3 separate regions of the Homo sapiens genome follow, and regions 1 and 2 are each linked to region 3. A link is a contact called in ENCODE Hi-C or POLR2A ChIA-PET data. All regions are on one chromosome and are shown on one strand. Each heading gives the region's core, a stretch centred on a gene start or an enhancer-like site at or near the end of the contact. The rest is flanking DNA. Distances are from core to core; before and after follow the strand shown.

What was found. Hi-C counts contacts between places; a loop is a spot of excess contacts on that map. ChIA-PET counts read pairs that join two places held with the same protein, here RNA polymerase II (POLR2A). Pooled maps may share reads with other maps.
Region 1: a loop to region 3 is called in a map of CD8-positive, alpha-beta T cell, with 19 times the contacts of the local background. The contact joins the promoter of CCDC12 here to the promoter of PFKFB4 in region 3. A Hi-C loop is called at or near these places in 2 of 168 maps with a recorded cell type or tissue (CD8-positive, alpha-beta T cell and naive thymus-derived CD4-positive, alpha-beta T cell) and 10 of 50 pooled maps. POLR2A ChIA-PET finds 5 or more read pairs at or near these places in 1 of 52 experiments (OCI-LY7).
Region 2: a map of PC-3 shows a loop between it and region 3 (10-fold over the local background). The contact joins the promoter of PTPN23 here to the promoter of PFKFB4 in region 3. A Hi-C loop is called at or near these places in 1 of 168 maps with a recorded cell type or tissue (PC-3), 2 of 37 single-sample maps with no recorded cell type and 7 of 50 pooled maps.

What each region holds. Positions count from the first base shown.
Region 1 is chr3:46,975,459-46,979,687 of GRCh38, forward strand. It overlaps CCDC12 (coiled-coil domain containing 12), which reads right to left and starts at 1,287. Exons shown (of 7, transcript NM_001277074.2): 1 at 1,179-1,287. The coding sequence starts at 1,274. It overlaps NBEAL2 (neurobeachin like 2), which reads left to right and starts at 4,208. Exons shown (of 54, transcript NM_015175.3): 1 at 4,208-4,229. RefSeq lists enhancers at 1-473, 474-1,175, 1,000-1,309, 1,879-2,579 and silencers at 1,400-1,539, 3,935-4,124, 4,225-4,229.
Region 2 is chr3:47,378,423-47,382,637 of GRCh38, forward strand. PTPN23 (protein tyrosine phosphatase non-receptor type 23) reads left to right here and starts at 2,599. Exons shown (of 25, transcript NM_015466.4): 1 at 2,599-2,758. The coding sequence starts at 2,675. It overlaps PTPN23-DT (PTPN23 divergent transcript), which reads right to left and starts at 3,070. Exons shown (of 1, transcript NR_185912.1): 1 at 670-3,070. RefSeq lists enhancers at 1,985-2,662, 2,172-2,231, 2,402-2,621, 2,663-3,338.
Region 3 is chr3:48,554,461-48,558,240 of GRCh38, forward strand. It overlaps PFKFB4 (6-phosphofructo-2-kinase/fructose-2,6-biphosphatase 4), which reads right to left and starts at 2,343. Exons shown (of 14, transcript NM_004567.4): 1 at 2,221-2,343. The coding sequence starts at 2,317. RefSeq lists enhancers at 2,746-2,835, 2,966-3,055.

The sequences.
Region 1 (4,229 bases), core at 37-2,536, 1.6 Mb before region 3:
CCAGCCATTGTGCCCGGCCCTCGTTCCCAATTTCTAAGGCCCACCCTTAGTTAGAAATAAATCTTTTCTTTTTTTTTTTTTTTTTTTTTTGAGACGGAGTCTCGCTCTGTCGCCCAGGCTGGAGTGCAGTGGCAGGATCTCGGCTCACTGCAAGCTCCGCCTCCTGGGTTGACGCCATTCTCCTGCCTCAGCTTCCCAAGTAGCTGGGACCACAGGCACCCGCCACCACGCCCGGCTAATTTTTTTGTATTTTTAGTAGAGACAGAGTTTCACCGTGTTAGCCAGGATGGTCTCGATCTCCTAACCTCGTGATCCGCCCACCTCGGCCTCCCAAAGTACTGGGCGCGTGAGCCACCGCGCCCGGCTAAATCTTTTATTTTCGATTTTTTTTTTTTTTTTTTTTTTGAGACGGAGTCTCGCTCTGTTGCCCAGGCTGGAGTACAGTGGCGAGATCTCGGCTCACTACAACCTCTGCCTCCCAGGCTCAAGCGGTTCTCCTGCCATAGCCTCCCGAGAAGCTGGGATTACAGGCGCGCACCACCACGCCCGGCTAATTTTTGTATTTTTAGTAGAGGCGGGGTTTCACCATGTTACCCAGCCTGGTCTCGAACTACTAACCTCAAGTGATCCGCCTGCCTCGGCCTCCCAAAGCACTGGGATTACAGGCGTGAGCCACCGTGCCCGGCCTCTTTTTGATTTTTGCACGAAACGACTCCGGCTGTATACCCACTGCTGTCACTTGCTGCCCTGTCCAAGGAGTGCTGCCGGACTGGGGAGTCTGTCTGACTCAGAATCGAAGGCGGGGGTTAAAGACCAGCTAGGCCATAGAGGAACGGAACAAATCACGCCTAACCCAACAAGCATCTGAACCTACAGGCAGCCCTAGATACCTACACGAGCAACACCCGGGAAGCAGGAGTCAGATGGACTGCGGGTCGCTGACCACTGCCTTGCCCACCCCCGCGCATGCGCGACGACCGCACCAGCGCCAGAGGAGTCCCACGCCAAGCAGCCCCAGACATCGTGGGAGGGCGCCGTCTTCTCGCGCATGCGTTAGCGCCCGCGCATGCGCGCCCTCGGCAGCTGTCTTTCCTTATTAGCCCTTTGCTCTCCTCAAGCGCGACCCGGACCCCGAACGCTGGACGCCTCAACTGCGACCCTCACTCCACACTTCTCACCTTGCGCCCGGTTTTCTCCCGTAGGGCCTTCAGCCGTTCCTTTCGCCGCAACGCCTCTTCCTCTAGCCGGCCCACACCAGCCGTAGTTGCCTCCATCTTGCCCGCGTACGCCCCTCCTTTTCTCCCGTCTTGCATCGCGCAGGCCTAAGGAGAGTGGATAAATGTCTCGCGGCCAATCCAAGGACGAGAATGAGAGACTGGGAGGTCCTGAAAGCCAATCAATGCGGGGTTATTATGGGCGAGCCCTCCCCGCCTTGCCCCGCCCCGCCCCGCCCCGCCCTTATTCTTCCGGACAACTTGCCTAGTGGGTGGGGAGCCAGCAAAAAAAAAAAAGAAAAAAAAAAAAGCTAAGGCTCGATTTATCCAACGCTGATCAGTGAAAGAGCAGCAAGTGGAATTCAGACCTGAGAGAAGGAGAAAAGAGTGCGTCGATCGCTCCGGTTTTGCCCAAGTACTAACCACACTAATCACTCCATGCTGGCCTCTTGGAATGCCCTGACTCATCCTTGTCCACTTGACCTGACAAGGCTCGAATGCCTTCAAGAAACCTTCCCTGGGCCGGGCGCGGTGGCTCACGCCTGTAATCCCAGCACTTTGGGAGGCCGAGGAGGGCGGACCACGAGGTCAGGAGATGGAGACCATCCTGGCCAACATGGTGAAACTCCATCTCTACTAAAAATACAAAAATTAACTGGGCGTGGTGGCGCGTGCCTGTAATCCCAGCTACTCGGGAGGCTGAGGCAGGAGAATCGCTTGAACCAGAGAGGCGGAGGTTGCAGTGAGCCGAGATCGTGCCACTGCACTCCAGCCTGGCAGCAGAGCAAGACTCCGTCTCAAAAAAAAAAAAAAAAAAAAAAAAGCCTTCCCTGATCCTCCACTTCGATCCCACCCTAATACAAGGTATGACTTACACCTCTGCAGCTGTCAGTGGCTCCCCGGACTCACCTGACAAGCGCCCCTAAGCCCCTCTGTGACCACTCTCAGCTCAGACAAAGCCTGCACAGTGAGGGGGACCTGACTGTATGGCTGTTTCCCTCTGGACTCAAAGATGATCCCCTCTCATTCCCATCCCCTCCTGGAGCAGCAAAGTCCTCAGGGTCAAGTTACCTTTCCCGGGGAAGAGCAAACCCCAACCTGGGTCCAGTGGGCCTCAAGTACTGCCCCCAATCCCCAGCTTAGAAAGACTTGGGGTGGCCTCGACTGCAAGTCGCCACAAGATTCATGGCTACCCAGCAGAAGCTGCCAGAGTCTTCTTTCCTGCATGAACTAGAGTGTCCTGATAACCGCGAGACCACTTAGGCTGAAGTCAAGATATTCTTTCAGTATGTGGGGGTCCCCAAAGCCACACCCCCTCTCACTTGGGAATAGGAGACCATGCCGCCCCCTCTCCACCTCCACTGCCAGGGGACAACTAGCCTCTTAGGCTGTTCCCTCCCTGAGTCTTCCCTTCCCAAGCTGGCTACAGGTGGACATCCACTCTTCCCCTTCCAACTCCCTTCAGAGGCCCATGGGCCACAGACTGCAGATCTAGCCCTCCCTTCACTAACCCTCTTGTCCTCACTAACCTGGGTCTGTCTAAGCCTTCTTCCCTGTAGTGGATGGGTTGCTCTGCCAAGGCCTGGCATGCAGTTTGGAGGTGCTCAGGAAACCTCAGCTCAGAGCTATGATGGATGAAGCAGGACAAAAGGCCAGAGGTGAACCAAGAAGCTGGGAGAACAAAACAGGACAGGGTCTCTGTTGTCTTGGCCAACCAAGGTCTAGGAGTCTCCAGACTGGTCAACTCCTGGAACGAGTAGCACCCCTCTGGGCCCAGAAAACTTCTCCCCAGCCCCAACAAAGAGCCTGATCCCTGCCCAACACCAGGGGTTGGGTCCCTGCCACCATCACCCCGTGCCCCTTTCCCCGTGTCCAGACTGTGAGGTAAGGGGATGGGGAAGGGGGCACGGGGTGATGGTGGCAGGGACCCAAAAAAGAGTCAGTCAAGCCTGGGTCCCTGCCCCTGCTGCCCAAGTGGTCCTCATTTGGTCAACTTGGGCCTCAGTTTCTCCATCTGTAAAACAGAGCCGGCCGGGTGCGGTGGCTCATGCCTATAATCCCAGCACTTTGGGAGGTCGAGGCGGGTGGATCATGAAGTCAGGAAATCCAGACCATCCTGGCTAACACGGTGGAACCCCGTCTCTACTAAAAATACAAAAAATTAGCTGGGCCTGGTGACACGCGCCTGTAGTCCCAGCTACTCAGGAGGCTGAGGCAGGAGAATCACTTGAACCCAGGAGGCGGAGATTGCAGTGAGCCGAGATCGAGTCACTGCACTCCAGCCTGGGCGACAGAGTGAGACTCTGTCTCAAAAACAAACAAAAAACAGAGCCATGAGGCACCCACCTGTTGAGGTTAAAGAAACAACATATGTGAAGCAAGTTCTGGGCCCTGGAGTTGGGGAATGGGGGGAGCCCCTCCACTGGAGCGTTTGGGAAGGCTTCCTGGAGGAGGGAGGGGGACCCGTGGCAACGGTCTAAGCCTCTCTGGGATCTGGGAGGGCACCGCGGCCCCGAAGGTATTTCAGGCTAGTCCTGCTACTCTCTAACTTCCCGCCATCACACTCCACAAACAGCTAGAGCTCAAAAGTTGCGTTTCGGTCTTCCCATAAAGCGACAGAGTAGCACCTGGCATTTGATAAGCGCTACAAGGGGTCGTCATGGTGGTGGTGGAGATTATTGTTGAAGGACCCTCGCCACCTCCACGCGGCCCGCCGCCCCTTCCCTGAATGGCGGCAAATGCAGTCAGGCGAGCAGCGTCCTGGGCGGATTCAGACCCTGGGGAAGTCTGGAATTCCTCACCCCGACCCTCGTCCCGGAGGCTCAGGCTGGCCCTTCCAATGGCACTGGTGGGGCAGGGCAGCGGGGCACCCTCCCGGGCCGCCCGGCCCATAGGCCCCTCCTCCTGCCAGGCTCTCCGCCCTTTACATGGTCCCAGGAGAGGCGGGGCGGCGGTGACTGCAGCGAAGTGCAGGAAGCTGGGCGGCGGCCGGCAGTGAGGAGGAGGAGCGAGCAG
Region 2 (4,215 bases), core at 1,349-3,848, 1.2 Mb before region 3:
TTCTCTTTAAATAAATTATTTGCAAGGTCTTATATTTTATTTTTTTTAAACTGTGGTAAAATATACCTAACAAAGTTTACAATTTTTCTTTTTTTTTTTTGAGACAGAGTTTCGCTCTTTGTTGCCCAGGCTGGAGTGCAATGGCACAAATCTTGGCTCACCGCGACCTCCGCTTCCCGGGTTCAGCGATTCTCCTGCCTCAGCCTCCCGAGTAGCTGGGATTACAGGCATGCACCATCAGGCCCGGCTAATTTTGCATTTTTAGTAGAGATGGGGTTTCTCCCTGTTGGTCAGGCTGGTCTTGAACTCCCAAATCAGGCGATCCACTCGCCTTGGCCTCCCAAAGTGCTGGAATTACAGGTGTGAGCTACCGTGCCCAGCCACAAAGTTTACAATTTCAAGCATACAGTTCAGTGGCATTAAATTGTTCAGATTGTTATACAGCCATTAAACAGTAACTCTCCATTCTCCCCTCCCCTAGCCCAACAGACACCATTCTACTTTCTGTCTCCATAACTCTGACTAACTAGGTATCTCAGATAAGCAGAATACAGTATTTGTCCTTTTGCAACTGGCTTATTTCACTTAGCATAATGTCTTCAGGGTTCATTCATGTTGCAGCATGTAACAGAATTTCATTCCTTTTTAAGGCTGAATAATATTCCATTGTATGTACACACATCATCTTTATTCATGCATCCATCCATCACTGCATGGATTGCTTCTCTTTTGGCTACTGTGAAATGGTACTGCTATGAACATTCATGTAATTTCATTTTCTTCTGCTCTAACTCCAACTGGAATGAAGCTAGGCCCTTGACTAAGTCTTGAAAGGGTTTGAGGTCTCACAACAAAGGGACCTGGGCTCTACCTTGTGGGTGAAGCCTGTCTTAGAATCCCAGATCCCACCCACATCCCACGGTCTCCATAATTTTTCTTTTTCTTTTCTTTTTTTTTTTTTTAACACATGGTTTCACTTTTGTCGCCCAGGCTGGAGTACAATGGCACAATCACGGCTCACTGCAACCTCTGCCTCCCGGGCTCAAGGTTCCTCCCGCCTCAGCCTCCTGAGTAGCTGGGACTACAGGCGTACATGAGCCACCATGTCCTGCTAATTTTTATATTTTTTGTAGGGACGGGGTTTGGCCATGTGGGCTAGGCTGGTCTTGAACTCCCGGGCTTAAGCGATCCGCCCGCCTCGGCCTCCCAAAGTGATGGGATTACAAGCGTGAACCACCGCACCCGGCATCGTGGTCTCCACATTTCATCCAGAACGAGTCAAAGGCCTTGACCTCGAGCTTAACACGGACCTGAACCTTTGCTCTTCCCTTGTTTTCCCTTATCAGTAAACAGCCCCACAGCCACCCACCTGCACAAGCCAGAAGCTTGGAAATCATATTCGACGTCCTCATGCCCTTACATCCATCCATTCCAAGTTCTGATACTTTTGTCTCCAAAATATTCCTCAAATATTTCTCAAAGTGGGCAAAATATTTCTTTGCTCACTTTTTACTTCCCTCTGCTCCAAGCCACAATCACCTGTCTCCTGGAAGACTACAAAAGGCTCACTGATCTCCCAGCTCGCACTTTTGCACTCACTATCTCCAGGCCATTCTCTGTTATTTCTATTGTTACTATTATTATTTTGAGACGGAGTCTCGCTCTGTCGCTCAGGCTGGAGAGCAGTGGCAAGATCTAGGCTCACCGCAATCTCCGCCTCCCAGGTCAAGCGATTGAACCTCCAGCCTCAGCCTCCCGAGTAGCCTATTATTTATTTCTAAAAGTAGGTGATACAGCCATATGATTTAACAATTCCTGCTCTATAGGTCCCCTCTCCAGAGGCAACAGGTGCTCTCCATTCCGTGGTCTCCTTCCAGATACTGTGGGCGTCCCTGGGTGCTCACCTGGCCGTATACCTTCCCCCACCCACTTCCCCACAGGGCCCGGGGCCTCCTCACTCCGCTTGAGACCCTCCATCCAGGCGCTCCCTCCCTATCGTCCGTCTCCCTTGGGCACTGCCCGGCCTCCCAGGCTGGGCTGAGTAGGCCAGTCTCCGGTCAGTGATTCTGTTCCAAAGCTCGAAAGCCTTCGCAGCACTGGGACTGAAACCCCCAGCTCTCAGCCCCGACTCCTTCAGGCCAGGTGCTCCCTCCGCACCCTCTCTAAGGCCCGTTTTCGCGTCATCTCTTTCCAGCGGCCCGCCCGCCACGTCATCTCTACCACAGCACCAGTCCTCCACGGCTCTTGACAATACGTGGGAGGGCAAGTTCATAGGTGAGGTCTCATGCTCTTCCTAGGAGGGAGGAGCGCGGCGGGCGGGACCCGCAGCTGGGCTTGGCCCGGGAGCGGGGAATAAGCTCGCTCCGCGCCTCTCAGTTTAGTGGATGAAGACTACTATCCCAGAAGCCGTTTCGCCTCGGGCTGGCGAGCTCCTCCCCGCCCTACTCCCTCCGCGCGAAGAAGACTGAGCATGCGCAACAGGGACAGCGCCTGCGCAAAAGACTACGCGAGCGGGTGGCTGGGTTCACTGCAACTCCCGGCAGGCCGCTGGCATTTTTCATTCCCTCCCGTGACCAGTGACTTCCGGCACGAAGGGGCGGGGCTGGGCTCGTGGCTGAGCCAGCAGCTGCAGCAGCTACGGGAGTGGCCGGGTGGCCGGCGGGTGCCAGCCGCCATGGAGGCCGTGCCCCGCATGCCCATGATCTGGCTGGACCTGAAGGAGGCCGGTGACTTTCACTTCCAGCCAGCTGTGAAGAAGGTGAGCTTGCCTTCCATCTTCCCCCCTATCCGCCGCGTATCTCCGTCGTCTGCAAGCGCGTGACGCCCCCCTGCGCGCCCATCACCTCCTCAGGCCCGGTCGCAGGGTCCGGTGAGGCCAGGAGGGGCCTTCGCCGGTTTTCCTCAGCCTGTCCCACACCCCGGCGCCCGCAGGCCATTCTTCTCCTCCCCGATAGCCCCGTGCTAGCACCTGCATCTTCATCTGAACCCGGTTCCCGACTTCTGCCCCGAGTCATCCGCTGTTCCCACTGAGGCAGCACACTTCCTCCTTCTGACGCTCGGACCCAGTTCTGCCCCGCCCCTCCTCCATGCCAGGACCGCCCCGCGCGGGAGCGGTGGGCGGCCCTGACCGTGCGGATTCTTTTGCTGCGCCCGGCCCTCGGTGCGCTGTCAAGTCCACGCCCGCCTGGGACAGACACTGGGGATGGCTCAGGGGCGTGTGTTTAAGACGTGAGCCCCGGTGGCCCAGGGAGATGCCCGACCCCTGCGGTGAGGGTTTGTTTTACAATTGCTGCGATTCTGTATGGTCTCCCATTCGGGAGTCTCTTTGGACCAAACAATACAATCCCACGACATTTTTAGGAGGGTTACTGCTTTTCGTAACCGACTGGAGGGCATAAACAGTGTTGTAGAGCTCAGAGAAATCTTACTGTGTTGGAAGAACAGACGGGCAGGTTTGGCGTTGACTAAGGCAAGGAACTTCTGTGGAGAGGTTCAGGTGTGGTGATTGAACACAGGTGCCCTCCGAGACATCCGCTGTATTGGTAGCACTGAGGGCTAGAGCAGAAATGAAAAGGAACAACCAGGAGGCCGTCGCAGGTGGGGGGCCTTGTGGGCTTAGCACAGCAGATGCCAGAGTAAGCCCCAATCTAGATGGTGCACCACTTAGCGAGACGCTTGGGAAGACAAATAGGAAAAAGAAAATGGGTTTGGAAGTAGTTTCCCAAGAAGCTGTCTCCCCTCTAATCGCCATACACCATTGCCTTAGTTCAGACAGTGTTTGAGTCCATCATCTAGCCTCTTGGGGCCAGGAAATGAGGGTAATTGATCCAAAATTCTAGAATTTTGTTAACGGTTATCCAGACGTTGCTCTCTTCTTCATCTGCTGTTTCTTTTTCCTACCTTTTTTTTTTTTTTTGAGACGGAGTTTCGCTCTTGTTGCCCAGGCTGGAGTGCAATGGCACGATCTCGGCTCACCGCAACGTCAGCCTCCCGGGTTTAAGCGATTCTCCTGCCTCAGCCTTCCAAGTAGCTGGAATTACAGGCATGCGCCACCATGCCCGGCTAATTTTGTATTTTTATTAGAGATGGGGTTTTGCCATGTTGGTCAGACTGGTCTCGAACTCCTGACATCAGGTGATCCGCTTGCCTCGGCCTCCCAAAGTGCTGGGATTACAGGCCTTCATCTGCTGTTTCATACAAATACAATTGGATGAA
Region 3 (3,780 bases), core at 1,093-3,592:
AAGTGCGGACCTAGAACCCAGCCTACCCCAACACCCTGAGACACCGTGATGGCACGAGCCCCTCAGCTCAGGCCAGAGCCACATTTCAGTTCCACACTTAGAGCCTGGAGAAACACAAGCCCTGCCTCAGGAGCTATGAGACCTTCCCATTGGGCCTCAGCTTCCTCTCACCTGTAACGGGGGTTGGCTTGGAGCTGATGCATCAATCCCTGACTCAGACGTAGTGAGAAGCAAAGAAAGAATGGTAGTGATGACAGAATACCCTGCCTCCGCTTATTGAGGACCTACTCCTTAAAGGCTCACAGACTTGGCTAGGCATGGCAGCTCATGCCTGTAATCCCAACACTTTGGGAGGCCAAGGGGGGCAGATCATTAGAGATAACGAATTCAAGACGAGCCTGGCCAACATGGTGAAACTCCATCCTACTAAAAATACAAAATTAGCCGGCCATGGTGGCGCATACCTGTAATCCCAGCAACTTGGAAGGCTGAGGCAGGAGAATTGCTTGAACCCAGGAGGTAGAGGTTGCAGTGAGCTGAGATAGGACCACTGCACTACAACCTGGGCAACAAGAGTGAAACTCCGTCTCAAAAAAAAAAAAAAAAAAAAAGTCCAGGTCCTCACTCCTTTCCCCTATGTAGTAATAGCAGCCACCCCCCTAAGTCAGGACCACACAGCCCTAATAACACAGACTGGCTCAGCCTCCCCGCCTCCAGAAGAGTCTCAAAGGAGGGGTGGCCATAGCCCTCAGGACTGAGTGTGCATTATAGACAGCACAGCCCCACCAGGACCTACATCACAATCAAAGCCATGAGTTACCACGACTTGGTCTGGTCAGAAACATGGCCTTCCCCTGCCAGGACTCACAGTGTGGCCAGAAATACACACACCCTTCCCCCAGGACTCATATCATGATCAAAGCCATGGCTCCAGGCTGCTGCAGCAGGATGAGCACAAAGAACTCTCCCCTTGCTTATCATACATAAGCAGAGGCAGGATCACAGGGAGACCCAGGCATGTCACTCAATCTCCTGATCTCCATTTCACTGTCTGTTAAACTAGATGTTCTCTGAGGTGCTGGACAAGCTGCAAATTCATTACAATGTTTCAGTTACTCCTAAAACAAATCTTTCTTTTCCTGGTAATAAAAAAGTTGCAGGCCAGGACCCACGCCTGTAATCTCAACACTTCGGAAGGCCGAGGCCAGAGGATCCACTTGAAGCCATGAGTTGGAGACCAGCCCAGACAACATAGCAAGACCCTGTCTCTACAAAAAAAAAGAAAAAAGAAAAAAAAAAGCTGGGTGTGGTGGCGCACCTATAATCCCAGCTAATCGGGAGGTTGAGGTGGGAGGATTGCTTGAGCCCAGAAGGTCGTGGCTGCAGTGAACTATGATCGCGCCACTGCACTTGCTCCAGCTTGGGCCACTGAGCGAGACTCATCTCTTAAAAAAAAAAAAAACTGCCAGCTCATTTAAGGACAGGCAGAAACTCAAGGAAGCGGTTTAAACACCTGGGACCCTAGGAGAGGTGAGCCCCTTAACAATTCCATGAATTTCAGCATTCTCCTAGCTGTTTCACTCTCCAGTTTTACTGTACACCCATGACCCCAGGTGGATACTTACATGTCCCGGGACACAGACACAGGCCCACACGGCATACTTTTCTGTCTCTATCCTGAGCACATCTCTGCTGAAGTTCCTGCCCAAGCTCAGCTTTAAGGCCAAGAGGCACCCTTCCTCCTGTTGGAAAACTAGCCCACCTTTGAAAGTTCTGGGCTCAGAGAGGCCAAGTAATTCACCTAGGGCCACACAGCTCAGTTCCAGTCCAACAACCCGGCCCACACTCCTTGGCCAGGAGAGAGGGAAGGGCCTGGGGTGCCCACAGGGTCCTCCCCAGACTGGGGGCGATGGGGATTGGAGAGGGAAGCGAGGGGGCCAGAGCCCTCCCCGAGGTGATGGTGGCCAGACCTAGCCACCGCCAAGCCGATATGCCCCCACACACCTGTCCCCGCCCCCTGCTCTGCCACACCTGTCTCTGGCCCACCACTGTCACGACCGCCTCACCTGTCCCCAGCAGCCTCCCCAGTCACGGCAACCTCACCTGTCCCCGGTTCCCCATCTGTCTCCCGCCCCTTCTCCATGCGAGACCCCCGCCCAGGCCGCCCTACCCACCCATCCCGGTGCACCTCCCACCTCCTCCCAGAGGACCCCGCCTCACCACCGCGCTGGCAAGCGTGCAGAGCGGGCCGCCCATTGCTGTATGGCATCCAGATCTTCTTCAGGGGGTTCTGTGTCAATTCCCGTGGGGACGCCATCCCGGGGCCGGGATGAGTCGGACTGCGCCGCTTCCAACCCAGCAGCCGGGCCACCTCGGGCCACCCGAGGTCCCGCCCCTTGGGCCCCGCCCCTCCTCAAGCCGCGACAGCCCATGTCTATCTTCCCGCAGGTCCCGCCCCAGAGTGAGTAGGCTCCGCCCCAGCTGAAAGGGGCCCGGCCTCCGACCACGCATGCCCAACTCACCTACCCGCCCGTTTTGGAACAAGTGGGCCCAGTTCTTCAGGCCAGGATCGAGAATGCGCATGCTCAACTCCGGATTGTACTGGTCCCGCCCCAGTTCAAGGCCCGGATTGTGCAGGCCCGCCCCGGATGCGCAAACTCAGCTCTCCCAACCTGCCCGCGCTGATTTGCATAGGCCCCACCTACGGGCTCCGCCCTGGCGCTGCATCCCTGAGCAGCGGCACGCGTGAATTCTGCTACCTCCTTGCTAGGGAGCCCAGGGCCCCCAGGAGGGAGGGGTTTTCATGCAGTGGGACGAGGCCTACGTGACCCGCACGGCCAGGTTGGTCAGAGCCGACAGGGGCCAGTAGGCCTGCAGTCCCAGCCGTCAACTCCGCTGCGCCCTCCTGCCCCTCCTCGGGGTCCCCCTTGACTGCTCCGAGCCCCGGGACTCTTCCGCCGTCCATAGGAGCATGCTCAACCACGCTGGAAAAGCTCTTTTACCTCATGGATAGAGACTCAAAACACATTTCAATATTGTTCCTCTTTCTTTGCTTTGGCTGCTGGGAGCAAATGCGTGGGACTTTTTTTTTTTGAGACGGAGTTTCGCTCCTGTTGCCCAGGCTGGAGTGCAATGGCGCTATCTTGGCTCACTGCAACCTCCGCCTCCCGGGTTCAAGGGATGCTCCTGCCTCGGGTTCCCAAGTAGCTGGGATTACAGGCGCCCACCACCACGCCCTGCTAATTTTTGTATTTTTAGTAGAGGCGGGATTTCACCACGTTGGCCGGGCTGGTCTCGAACTCCTGACCTCAGGTGATACGCCCTCCTCAGCCTTCCAAAGTGCTGGGATTACAGGCGTGAGCCACCGCGCCCGGCCGTGCGTGGCACTTAGTAACCAAGTACTTTGGGTACTCACTAAGCCCTGGGAGTATCTTAATCGTCTTTCCAGAATTTCATTTTTTACAATTTTTTTTTGATTTTTAGTATTTTGGTTTTTTTAACTAAAGTTTTACATATTTTTTGAAAATAATATGTTAATAACATTTTCTCTTCAGGAAAATGGGATGTGCACATTGTCTATCTTACAGTATTACAGTATAAATTAAGTATGTCAATCTCTAAGAAATTCATTTTAAAATACGTTATGGTTGCCTTTTACTATATTTGTATCTCCCTCTTGTCTTTGAAAATGCACTGGGGACAAGGAACAAGGGAGAGATCCAGAAGTTCCTAAACCCCTGGCTCACTTTCTTGTTTGGCCCCCACCGGACTCCTGCAGTT